2 separate regions of the Mus musculus genome follow, and region 2 is linked to region 1. The links are chromatin loops, found by intact Hi-C in ENCODE. Cell type or tissue: left cerebral cortex. All regions are shown on one strand. Links, peaks and the distances in the headings refer to the core of each region. The heading gives the core; the rest is flanking DNA.

Evidence for each region. Hi-C counts contacts between places; a loop is a spot of excess contacts. Peaks named below come from ENCODE experiments on the same cell type or tissue, not always from the same donor. Only the 100,000 strongest peaks of a DNase experiment are listed, where the experiment ranks them.
Region 2: it touches region 1 in a loop (11-fold over the local background); 9 of 42 quality-filtered maps call a loop at or near these places.

What each region holds. Positions count from the first base shown.
Region 1 is chr10:85,739,652-85,745,036 of GRCm38, forward strand. It overlaps Gm40732 (a long non-coding RNA gene), which reads right to left and starts at 688. Exons shown (of 2, transcript XR_871921.2): 1 at 652-688; 2 at 52-473. In left cerebral cortex, for the core only: a CTCF peak has its summit at 2,492 (motif pointing right); a DNase peak (open chromatin) is centred at 120.
Region 2 is chr10:86,607,618-86,613,002 of GRCm38, forward strand. No RefSeq gene overlaps it. Among named protein-coding and RNA genes, the nearest start is that of Gm5174, 46 kb to the right of the region's middle. In left cerebral cortex, for the core only: a CTCF peak has its summit at 2,567 (motif pointing left); a DNase peak (open chromatin) is centred at 4,897.

The DNA of each region.
Region 1 (5,385 bases), core at 102-5,101:
AAATCTACCCACTACAGATAGCAAAATAGTATGGATACCACACAGTCCAGCTTGGTGATGCAATGAATTGTATTCCCTGTACAAACAGGAATGTGAGCTGGGAGTTGACTCACAGGAAAAGAAATGACTCACAGAGAGATGCATCATCCCAGCCCATCCCAGCATGGCTTACAAGCTCACTGAAGCAGGGAAGTTGGAGCACACTGCACAGCCTGACAGCAGCTCAACTGGTGGAAGAGTGTCTCTTTTAAGTCTCAGTTCATCTAAATTTCTTCCAGGAAGAATTATGTTTCCTGCTCCAAACAGGGACCTAGCTGACCTGGTTTCCATTGTCTTTGTAGCTTGTCTTGTCTGAGACAGACACTGAGCAGATTGGCTTGATTACATTTTGGAAAAGAGAAACCTAGAGAATCTGGTCAGTTTCCGGGACTTCCTTGAGCTATTTGGCATCGTTTAGCTTCATTTTCAATTCCCTAGAGAATAGAAAGTTTCAATCAGGCAAAGGATACACAACACAGATACCGGACACCACTCAACTAACTCTGACAAGTTGTCTACTCCTTTTCAAGTCCCTCCTACCCTCCTCTTCTTCATTCTCTTCCTCTCTTTCCCCTTCCTGATTTGCTCCTCCTCCTCGCCCTCCCCTTATACCTTCCTCTCCTCGTGTTTCGACTGCCTCCTCTTCCTCCTCCTCCACGTCCTCCTCGTCCTCCTAGTCGTCATCATCATCATCATCATCATCACGTTCCTTCGTATTTCTCCATCAGGTCAATTTTTCGTTACCCAACTGATCTGATTTGTGAAGTCAGCCTTGGGGGATCTTTGACTTCTCAGGGTTTGGCAGACTTTGCCTCTCCCAGCATCTGTCAAGTGCTACCATATCTCACCTTGTGGTTGGATTTTGGTCCATGTCCCCACTTTCCTGTACATGAGATGCTTCCTGGTATGAGCTTGCTCAGCTCTCATGCATGCTGTAGCAATCATTGTGGGTTTCTATTTCCAACAACTCTGTTGTGTCCTTGATGATAACTACCACTTTGGCTTTTACAAGCTTTCTAACTTGCATCCTAATGATCCCTGCTCTTTTGATTTGGAGTTCTGCTGTTTGTTTTGCTTAACTTTATACTACTTAGAGGTGCGTGTGTGTGTGTGTGTGTGTGTGTGTGTGTGTGTGTACACTGGCTGTTTTTTGTATCAACTTGACACATGCTGGAGTTATCACAGAGAAAGGAGCTTCAGTTGGGGAAATGCCTCCATGAGATCCAGCTGTGGGGCATTTTCTCAATTAGTGATCAAGGAAGGAGGGCCCCTTGTGGGTGGTACCATCCCTGGGCTGGGAGTCTTAGGTTCTATAAGAAAGCAAGCTGAGCAATCCAGGGGAAGCAAAACAGTAAAGAACATCCCTCCATGGCCTCTGCATCAGCTCCTGCTTCCTGACCTGCTTGAGTTCCAGTCCTGACTTCCTTTGGTGATGAGCAGCAGTGTGGAAAGTGTAAGCTGAATAAACCCTTTCCTTCCCAACTTGGTTCTTGTTCATGATGTTTGTGCAGGAATAGAAACCCTGGTGTGTGTGTGTGTGTGTGTGTGTGTGTGTGTGTGTGTGTGCTCACGCGCGCATTTCTGTGTGTGTTTGTGTGAATTTCACTTCACAACTCACAATCACACTAACTCACCCTACCTTACAATCCATTCTTCACCCTTGTCACCTTTCCCCAAATATAGGGGGACAATGTTGTTGAAGCTGTAGTTCACCACCATGGGTTCCTCACTTTTTGCCTGCAATGTTCATTATAATGGCTGATTTGTATGGTATAAGGCCTCTGCTACTCTATCAACACTTGAATTTCAATAGGACTCCTCTCAGATATCTTGTTGTCATGGAGATCATCTGTGTCCCAGAGGTCCTGGAGTTGTGGATTTGTAGGACAGGCCCCTTCATGTACTCCAGAAGTTCACCAATGTGGTAGATATTGGTGTGGGATCATTCAAAGCCCTGATCCTTGCCTGAGAAGTATCTGAGCAGGTCAGCTGGCTGACTTTAGCTCACACCAAGAGAACTGGCTAAGCAGCATTCTCTCCAAACAGGGTCAGCTCTACCCTGTAGCCCTGGTAGGTGCAAGTCCCAGTCTCGAGTACTGCAGTCTGTGAGGACATGGCAACTTCTGTTACAAATGACCATAGAGCCAGCTCTCATGCCTGCCGTAAATATCGAGGCATGAATGAGGGGAGAGGGATCTCTCCCTCATCCTCATCATTGCCTAGCAGACAAGAGCAGGACCCTTGGGGCTTGCTCATACACAACCCATATATCCAGGGCTAACTCTACTGTGCTGCCCAGGCAACGTCCAGGGCCTGAACTCCCGAGTGCTGTAGCGAGTGAGTGGCAGGGGCAGCTCTCCTGCTCTAATCACACCAGAGTCAAATCTCATGCTTGATGTAGGTGGTGAGGTACAAAGGCAGAGGAGGTTTTCTCTTTCTTGTCCACATCTCTGAATGGCCAACAGGTGGCAGTGCCAGCTCTCCCACACTTTCTCTTATTGAGGACAACACATACCCACCTCAGGCTGGGACTGTGATTTATGCAGTGGGGCTCCTGCTATTTTTTGATGGCTAAAGATAATATTATTTGGCCATGTTGGGCAGTGCCTGACATTTCCCATGGGGGATTTTACTGGAGACCATGCCTATGATGTCTCCTTTTCGAATGGAAAACTCCGACCTTGTCTAAACTAGATTGTGCTTGTTTTGGAGTCAGGTGGCCCATTGATGGTTCCAGCGGTTAGGAACCTGGGGGCTAGGATAACCCAGCTATACTGACCAATTTTTCTGTTTTGAAGAGTAGCTTTCTTGTGCGAGACAACTCACACCTGCCCAGACACACAGCTGACTAAATATTTAACCCTCTTGAACACTCCTCCACTGCTGGTGGGATTGCAAGCTTGTACAACCACTCTGGAAGTCTGTCTGGAGGTTCCTTAGAAAATTGGACATAATACTACCGGAAGACCCAGCAATACCTCTCCTGGTCATACACCCAGAAGAAGTTCCAACTGGTAATAAGAACACATGCTCCACTATGTTGATATCAGCCTTATTTATAATAGCCAGAAACTGGAAAGAACCCAGGTGTCCCTTAACAGAAGATTGGATACAGAAAATGTGGTACATTTACACAATGGAGTACTACTCAGCTATTAAAAACAATGGATTTATGAAATTCTTGTACAAATGGATGTATCTGGAGGATATCATCCTTAGTGAGGTAGCCCAATCACAAAACAAGTCATTAGATATGCACTCACTGATAAGTGGATATTAGCTCAGAAACATAGAACACCCAAGATTCAATTTGCAAAACACAAGAAAATCAAGAAGAGGGAAGACCAATGGGTGGATACTTCATTCCTCCTTAGAATAGGGAACAAAATACCCATGAAAGGAGTAACAGAGACAAATTTTGGAGCTAAGACAAAAGGATGGACTCTCCAGAGACTAGCCCACCTGGGGATCCATCCTATAATCAGCCACCAAACCCAGAAACTATTGCATGTGCCAGAAAGATTTTGCTGAAGGGACCCTGTTCTAGCTGTCTCGTATGAGGCTATGCCAGTGCCTGGCACATACAGAAGTGGATGCTCACGGTCATCTATAAGATGGAACACAGGGCCCCCAATGGAGAATCTAGAGAATGCACCCAAAGAGCTGAAGGGGTCTGCAACCCTATAGGTGGAACAACAATATGAACTAACGAGTACCCCCAGAGCTGGTATCTCTAGCTGCATATGTAGCAGAAGATGGCCTAGTTGGCCATCAATGGGAAGAGAGGCCCCTTGGTTTTGCAAACTTTATATGCCCCAGTACAGGGGAATGCCAGGGCCAAGATGCAGGAGTGGGTGGGGAGGGGAACAGGTCAGAGGGAGGGAATAAGGAACTTTCGGGATAGTGTTAGATATGTATATAAAGAAAATATCTAATAAAAAAATCAATTAAAAATAGAAAAGGGGGAGGGGAACAGGTCAGAGGGAGGGAATAGGGAACTTTTGGGATAGCATTTGATATGTATATAAAGAAAATATCTAATAAAAATCAATTTAAAAATTTAAAAAAAGATTTAACCGTCTTCTTGGGGACCTTATTAATTGTGGATTGGTCTTATCACTCAGGGAAAACAAAACCTGTACCTGTTTTTTCAGATCCATTGGATAAAACTGACCTTCCTCTCTCATGTATGGTGAGCTCTGGTTCCCACAAAGGAGGTGACTTTGTGCAGCTGCCATGGAGGCAGACAGGATGCCTGGCCATGAACCAACATGAGAGGAAGGTACATTCTAGGTGCTTCCCCAGGCCATGTCCCTTAAGTGCCACCTGCAGAACCTTGCAACTGAGCGTCTTGGAACAATGTAAAGCAATTTAAATGTACAGAAATGGCAAGAAAGGAAGCAATTCTTGAAATTGTAGATCCATGCTCAAGTGCCTTGTGTGCCATTTTTTTCAAATATGTGATAAGTTTTCATGCCCTTGTCTTGCTCAGGTAGCAGAGACATTTCCTCTTCCAATATGCTGCTGCACACACATTTCTGGAATGGACTGCTCAGGCACTACCTGGGCCCTCCTTCTTGGAACAATGTAAACCAATGGCAGGAAAGGAAGCATTTCTTGTCACTTGTGTCCTTATAATATCAGAGCAACAGTCCATGCTCTCCTGAGAGCCAGATGTGGAGGAAGCCAAAGATGTGATCAGTGACCTTTCTCTTTGGTGGAAGAGCAGAGTTAAAGGTATATGTTGTGATGGAGGTGGCATAGGGAATGAAACCACCGGCTTATTTGAAATCATAGATCCATGCTCAAGTGCATTGTGTATCTGTCCTTTTATAATCTAATATGGCCCCATTATTTTGCCATATTTATTCTTTTCCAGGTCACAGTTTGGGTATATGCTTCACATATCATGACCCATGGATGTCTCTTAATGCTCTCAGTGGCAGACCTCATGTCTGGAATACTGTGTGGATCTAGTGATTTATGTTTTCATGTTGCCCAGAGAGGTAAGTTAGGATGTCATAGGTCCCTGTGACAATCTTTTTCTTCTGTCTCTTTTATGGTGATAACATAGAGTCACATGTCCAGAGTCCACATATCTGCCTCCTTGCCATCATATGGCTTCCCTCAGGTGAGCTCTAGTGAAAAAAAAAAATCACTTGGCCCTACAGTGCCATGGCAGTAAGGGGACAGGTCTCTCAACTTCATGTCACCATCCTAATCTCTGAGTATATTCTAAAGGATTTTTGGTCGGGATCGACAATGTCAAGGTTGTGGCAGTACTTTATGGCTGCTACTATCTGCCTAAATATTTCCTTCTCATCATCCTCCTGCGACAGGCCAACC
Region 2 (5,385 bases), core at 283-5,282, 870 kb after region 1:
ACAATTGGTGCTGGCACAACTGGTTGTTATCATGTAGAAGAATGTGAATCGATCCATTCCTATCTCCTTGTACTAAGGTCAAATCTAAGTGGATCAAGGAACTTCACATAAAACCAGAGACACTGAAACTTATACCGGAGAAAGTGGGGAAAAGCCTCAAAGATATGGGCACAGGGGAAAAATTCCTGAATAGAACAGCAATGGCTTGTGCTGTAAGATCAAGGATTGACAAATGAGACCTCATGAAACTGCAAAGCTTCTGCAAGGCAAAAGACACTGTCAATAAGACAAAAGGCCACCAACAGATTGGGAAAGGATCTTTACCTATCTTAAATCAGATAGGGGACTAATATCCAATATATATAAAGAACTCAAGAGGGTGGACTCCAGAAAATCAAATAACCCCCTTAAAAGATGGGGCTTAGAGCTAAACAAAGAATTCTCACCTGAGGAATACTGAATGGCTGAGAAGCAACTGAAAAAATGTTCAACATCCTTAATCATCAGAGAAATGCAAATCAAAACAACCCTGAGATTCCATCTCACACCAGTCAGAATGGCTAAGATCAAAAATTCAGGTGACAGCAGATGCTGGCGTGGATGTGGAGAAAGAGGAACACTCCTCCATTGTTGGTGGGATTGCAGGCTTGTACAACCACTCTGGAAATCAGTCTGGCGGTTCCTCAGAAAATTGGACATAGTACTACTGGAGGATCCAGCAATACCTCTCCTGGGCATATATCCAGAAGATGCCCCAACTGGTAAGAAGGACACATGTTCCACTATGTTCATAGCAGCCTTATTTATAATAGTCAGAAGCTGGAAAGAACCCAGAGGCCCCTCATTAGAGGAATGGATACAAAAAAAATGTGGTACATTTACACAATGGAGTACTACTCAGCTATAAAAAAGAATGAATTTATGAAATTCCTAGCCAAATGGATGGACCTGGAGAGCATCATCCTGAGTGAGGTAACACAATCACAAAGGAACTCACACAATATGTACTCACTGATAAGTGGATACTAGCCCAAAACCTAGGATACCCACGATATAAGATACAATTTCCTAAACACATGAAACTCAAGAAAAATGAAGACTGAAGTGTGGACACTATGCCCCTCCTTAGAAGTGGGAACAAAACACCCATGGAAGGAGTTACAGAAACAAAGTATGGAGCTGAGATGAAAGGATGGACCATGTAGAGACTGCCATATCCAGGGATCCACCCCATAATCAGCTTCCAAATGCTGACACCATTGCATACACTAGCAAGATTTTATCGAAAGGACCCAGATGTAGCTGTCTCTTGTGAGACTATGCCGGGGCCTAGCAAACACAGAAGTGGATGCTCACAGTCAGCTAATGGATGGATCACAGGGCTCCCAATGGAGGAGCTAGAGAAAGTACCCAAGGAGCTAAAGGGATCTTCAACCCTATAGGTGGAACAACATTATGAACTAACCAGTACCCCTGAGCTCTTGACTCTAGCTGCATATGTATCAAAAGATGGCCTAGTCGGCCATCACTGGAAAGAGAGGCCCATTGGACACGCAGACTTTGTGTGCCCCGGTACAGGGGAACGCCAGGGCCAAAGGGGGGGAGTGGGTGGGTAGGGGAGTGGGGGTGGGTTGGTAAGGGGGACTTTTGGTATAGCATTGGAAATGTAAATGAGCTAAATACCTAATAAAAAAAAAAAAAAAAAAAAAAAAAAAGAAGAACGAAGACCAAAGTGTGGACACTTTGCCCCTTCTTAGAATTGGGAACAAAACACCCCATACAAGGAGTTACAGAGACAAAGTTTGGAGCTGTGACGAAAGGATGGACCATCTAGAGACTACCATATCCGGGGATCCATCCCATAATCAGCTTCCAAATGCTGACACCATTGCATACACTATCAAGATTTTGCTGAAAGGACCCAGATAAAGCTGTCTCTTGTGAGACTATGCTGGGGCCTAGCAAACACAGAAGTGGATGCTCACAGTCAGCTATTGGATGGATCACAAGGCCCCCAGTGGAGGAGCTAGAGAAAGTATCCAAGGAGCTAAAGGGAACTGCAATCCTATAGGTGGAACAACAATATGAACTAACCAGTACCCCGGAGCTCTTGTCTCTAGGTGCATATGTAGCAAAAGATAGCCTAGTCGGCCATCACTGGAAAGAGAGGCCCATTGGTCATGCAAACTTTACATGCAAACAGGGGAACACCAGGGCCAAAAAGTGGGAGTGGGGGGGAGGGTATGGGGGACTTTTGGGATAGCATTGGACATGTAAATGAGGAAAATGCCTAATAAAAAATATTAAAAAAAAAATAACAAGCACAATCTAGTTTAGACAAGGTCGGAGTTTTTCATTCGAAAAGGAGACATCACAGGCATGGTCTCCAGTAAAACTCGCCATGGGAAATGCCAGGCACTTCCCAACATTGCCACATAGTATTCTCTTTAGCCATCAAAAAATAGCAGGAGCCCCAATGCATAAATCACAGTCCCAGCCTGAGGTGGGTATGTGTTGCCTTCAGTAAGAGAAGTGTGGGAGAGCTGGCACTGCCACCTGTTGGCCATTCAGAGATGTGGACAAGAAAGAGAAAAGCTTTGCCTTTGTACCTCACCACCTACATCAAGCATGAGATTTGACTCTGGTGTGATTAGAGCAGGAGAGCTGCCCCTGCCACTCACTTGCTACAGCACTCGGGAGTTCAGGCTCTGGACGTTGCCTGGGCAGCACAGTAGAGTTAGCCCTGGATATATGGGTTGTGTATGAGCAAGCCCCAAGGGTCCTGCTCTTGTCTGCTAGGCAGTGATGAGGATGAGGGAGAGATCCCTCTCCCCTCATTCATGCCTCGATATTTACGGCAGGCATGAGAGCTGGCTCTATGGTCATTTGTAACAGAAGTTGCCATATCCTCACAGACTGCAGTACTCGAGACTGGGACTTGCACCTACCAGGGCTACAGGGTAGAGCTGACCCTGTTTGGAGAGAATGCTGCTTAGCCAGTTCTCTTGGTGTGAGCTAAAGTCAGCCAGCTGACCTGCTCAGATACTTCTCAGGCAAGGATCAGGGCTTTGAATGATCCCACACCAATATCTACCACATTGGTGAACTTCTGGAGTACATGAAGGGGCCTGTCCTACATATCCACAACTCCAGGACCTCTGAGACACAGATGATCTCCATGACAACAAGATATCTGAGAGGAGTCCTACTGAAATTCAGGTGTTGATAGAACCATTATAATGAATATTGCAGGAAAAAAGTGAGGAACCCATGGTGACATACTACAGCTTCAACAATACTGTACCCCTATAATTGAGGAAAGGTGACAAGTGTGAATAATGGACTGTAAGGTAGGGTGAGTTAGTGTGATTGTGAGTTGTGAAGTGAAATTCACACAGACACACACAGATCTAGTCAGGGTTTCTATTCCTGCACAAAACATCATGACCAAGAAGCAAGTTGGGAAGGAAAGGGTTTATTCAGCTTACACTTTCCACACTGCTGTTCATCACCAAAGGAAATCAGGACTGGAACTCAAGCAGGTCAGGAAGCAGGAGCTGATGCAGAGGCCATGGAGGGATGTTACTTACTGTTTTGCTTCCCCTGGATTGCTCAGCTTGCTCTCTTATAGAACCTAAGACTCCCAGCCCAGGGATGGTACCACCCACAAGGGGCCCTCCTTCCTTGATCACTAATTGAGAAAATGCCCCACAGCTGGATCTCATGGAGGCACTTCCCCAATTGAAGCTCCTTTCTCTGTGATAACTCCAGCATGTGTCAAGTTGACACAAAAACCAGCCAGTACACACACACACACACACACACACACACACACACACACACACACACACACACACACACGCGCACCTCTAAGTAGTATAAAGTTAAGCAAAACAAACAGCAGAACTCCAAATCAAAAGAGCAGGGATCATTAGGTTGCAAGTTAGAAAGCTTGTAAAAGCCAAAGTGGTAGTTATCATCAAGGACACAACAGAGTTGTTGGAAATAGAAACCCACAATGATTGCTACAGCATGCATGAGAGCTGAGCAAGCTCATACCAGGAAGCATCTCATGTACAGGAAAGTAAGACATGGACCAAAATCCAACCACAAGGTGAGATATGGTAGCACTTGACAGATGCTGGGAGAGGCAAAGTCTGCCAAACCCTGAGAAGTCAAAGATCCCCCAAGGCTGACTTCACAAATCAGATCAGTTGGGTAACGAAAAATTGACCTGATGGAGAAATACGAAGGAACGTGATGGTGATGATGATGATGATGATGACAACTAGGAGGACGAGGAGGATGTGAAGGAGGAGGACGTGGAGGAGGAGGAGGCAGTCAAAACAGGGGGAAGGGAAGGTATAAGGGGTGGTCGAGGGAGGAGGAGGAGCAAATCAGGAAGGGGAAAGAGAGGAAGAGAATGAAGAAGAGGAGGGTAGGAGGGACTTGAAAAAGAGTAGACAACTTGTCAGAGTTAGTTGAGTGGTGTCCGGTATCTGTGTTGTGTATCCTTTGCCTGATTGAAACTTTCTATTCTCTAGGGAATTGAAAATGAAGCTAAACGATGCCAAATAGCTCAAGGAAGTCCCTGAAACTGACCAGATTCTCTAGGTTTCTCTTTTCCAAAATGTAATCAAGCCAATCTGCTCAGTGTCTATCTCAGACAAGACAAGCTACAAAGACAATGGAAACCAGGTCAGCTAGGTCCCTGTCTGGAGCAGGAAACAGTAATTCTTCCTGGAAGAAATTTAGATGAACTGAGACTTAAAAGAGACACTCTTCCACCAGTTGAGCTGCTGTCAGGCTGTGCAGTGTGCTCCAACTTCCCTGCTTCAGTGAGCTTGTAACCCATGCTGGGATGGGCTGGGATGATGCATCTCTCTGTGAGTCATTTCTTTTCCTGTGAGTCAACTCCCGGCTCACATTCCTGTTTATACAGGGAATACAATTCATTGCATCACCAAGCTGGACTGTGTGGTATCCATACTACTTTGCTATCTGCAGTGGGTAGATTTATGTGTTGCATATGCCCAAGAAAGGTTTTGAAGGGACTCACACAAGTGAGGGATAGAGAATGCTCACTACACAGCCCAGAATTAAGCTGAGACCACAAATCTGCACCCAAACACCCATTTTTCACAGATGCTTTAAAGTGGCTGATTTCTGACTCAGGCAGGATGAGCCCTTGTCTGAACTAGATTGTGCTTGTTTTGGAGTCAGGTGGCCCATTGATGGTTCCAGCGGTTAGGAACCTGGGGGCTAGGATAACCCAGCTATACTGACCAATTTTTCTGTTTTGAAGAGTAGCTTTCTTGTGGGAGACAACTCATACCTGCCCAGACACACAGCTGACAAAAGATTTATCACTGTTGTTGGGGACCT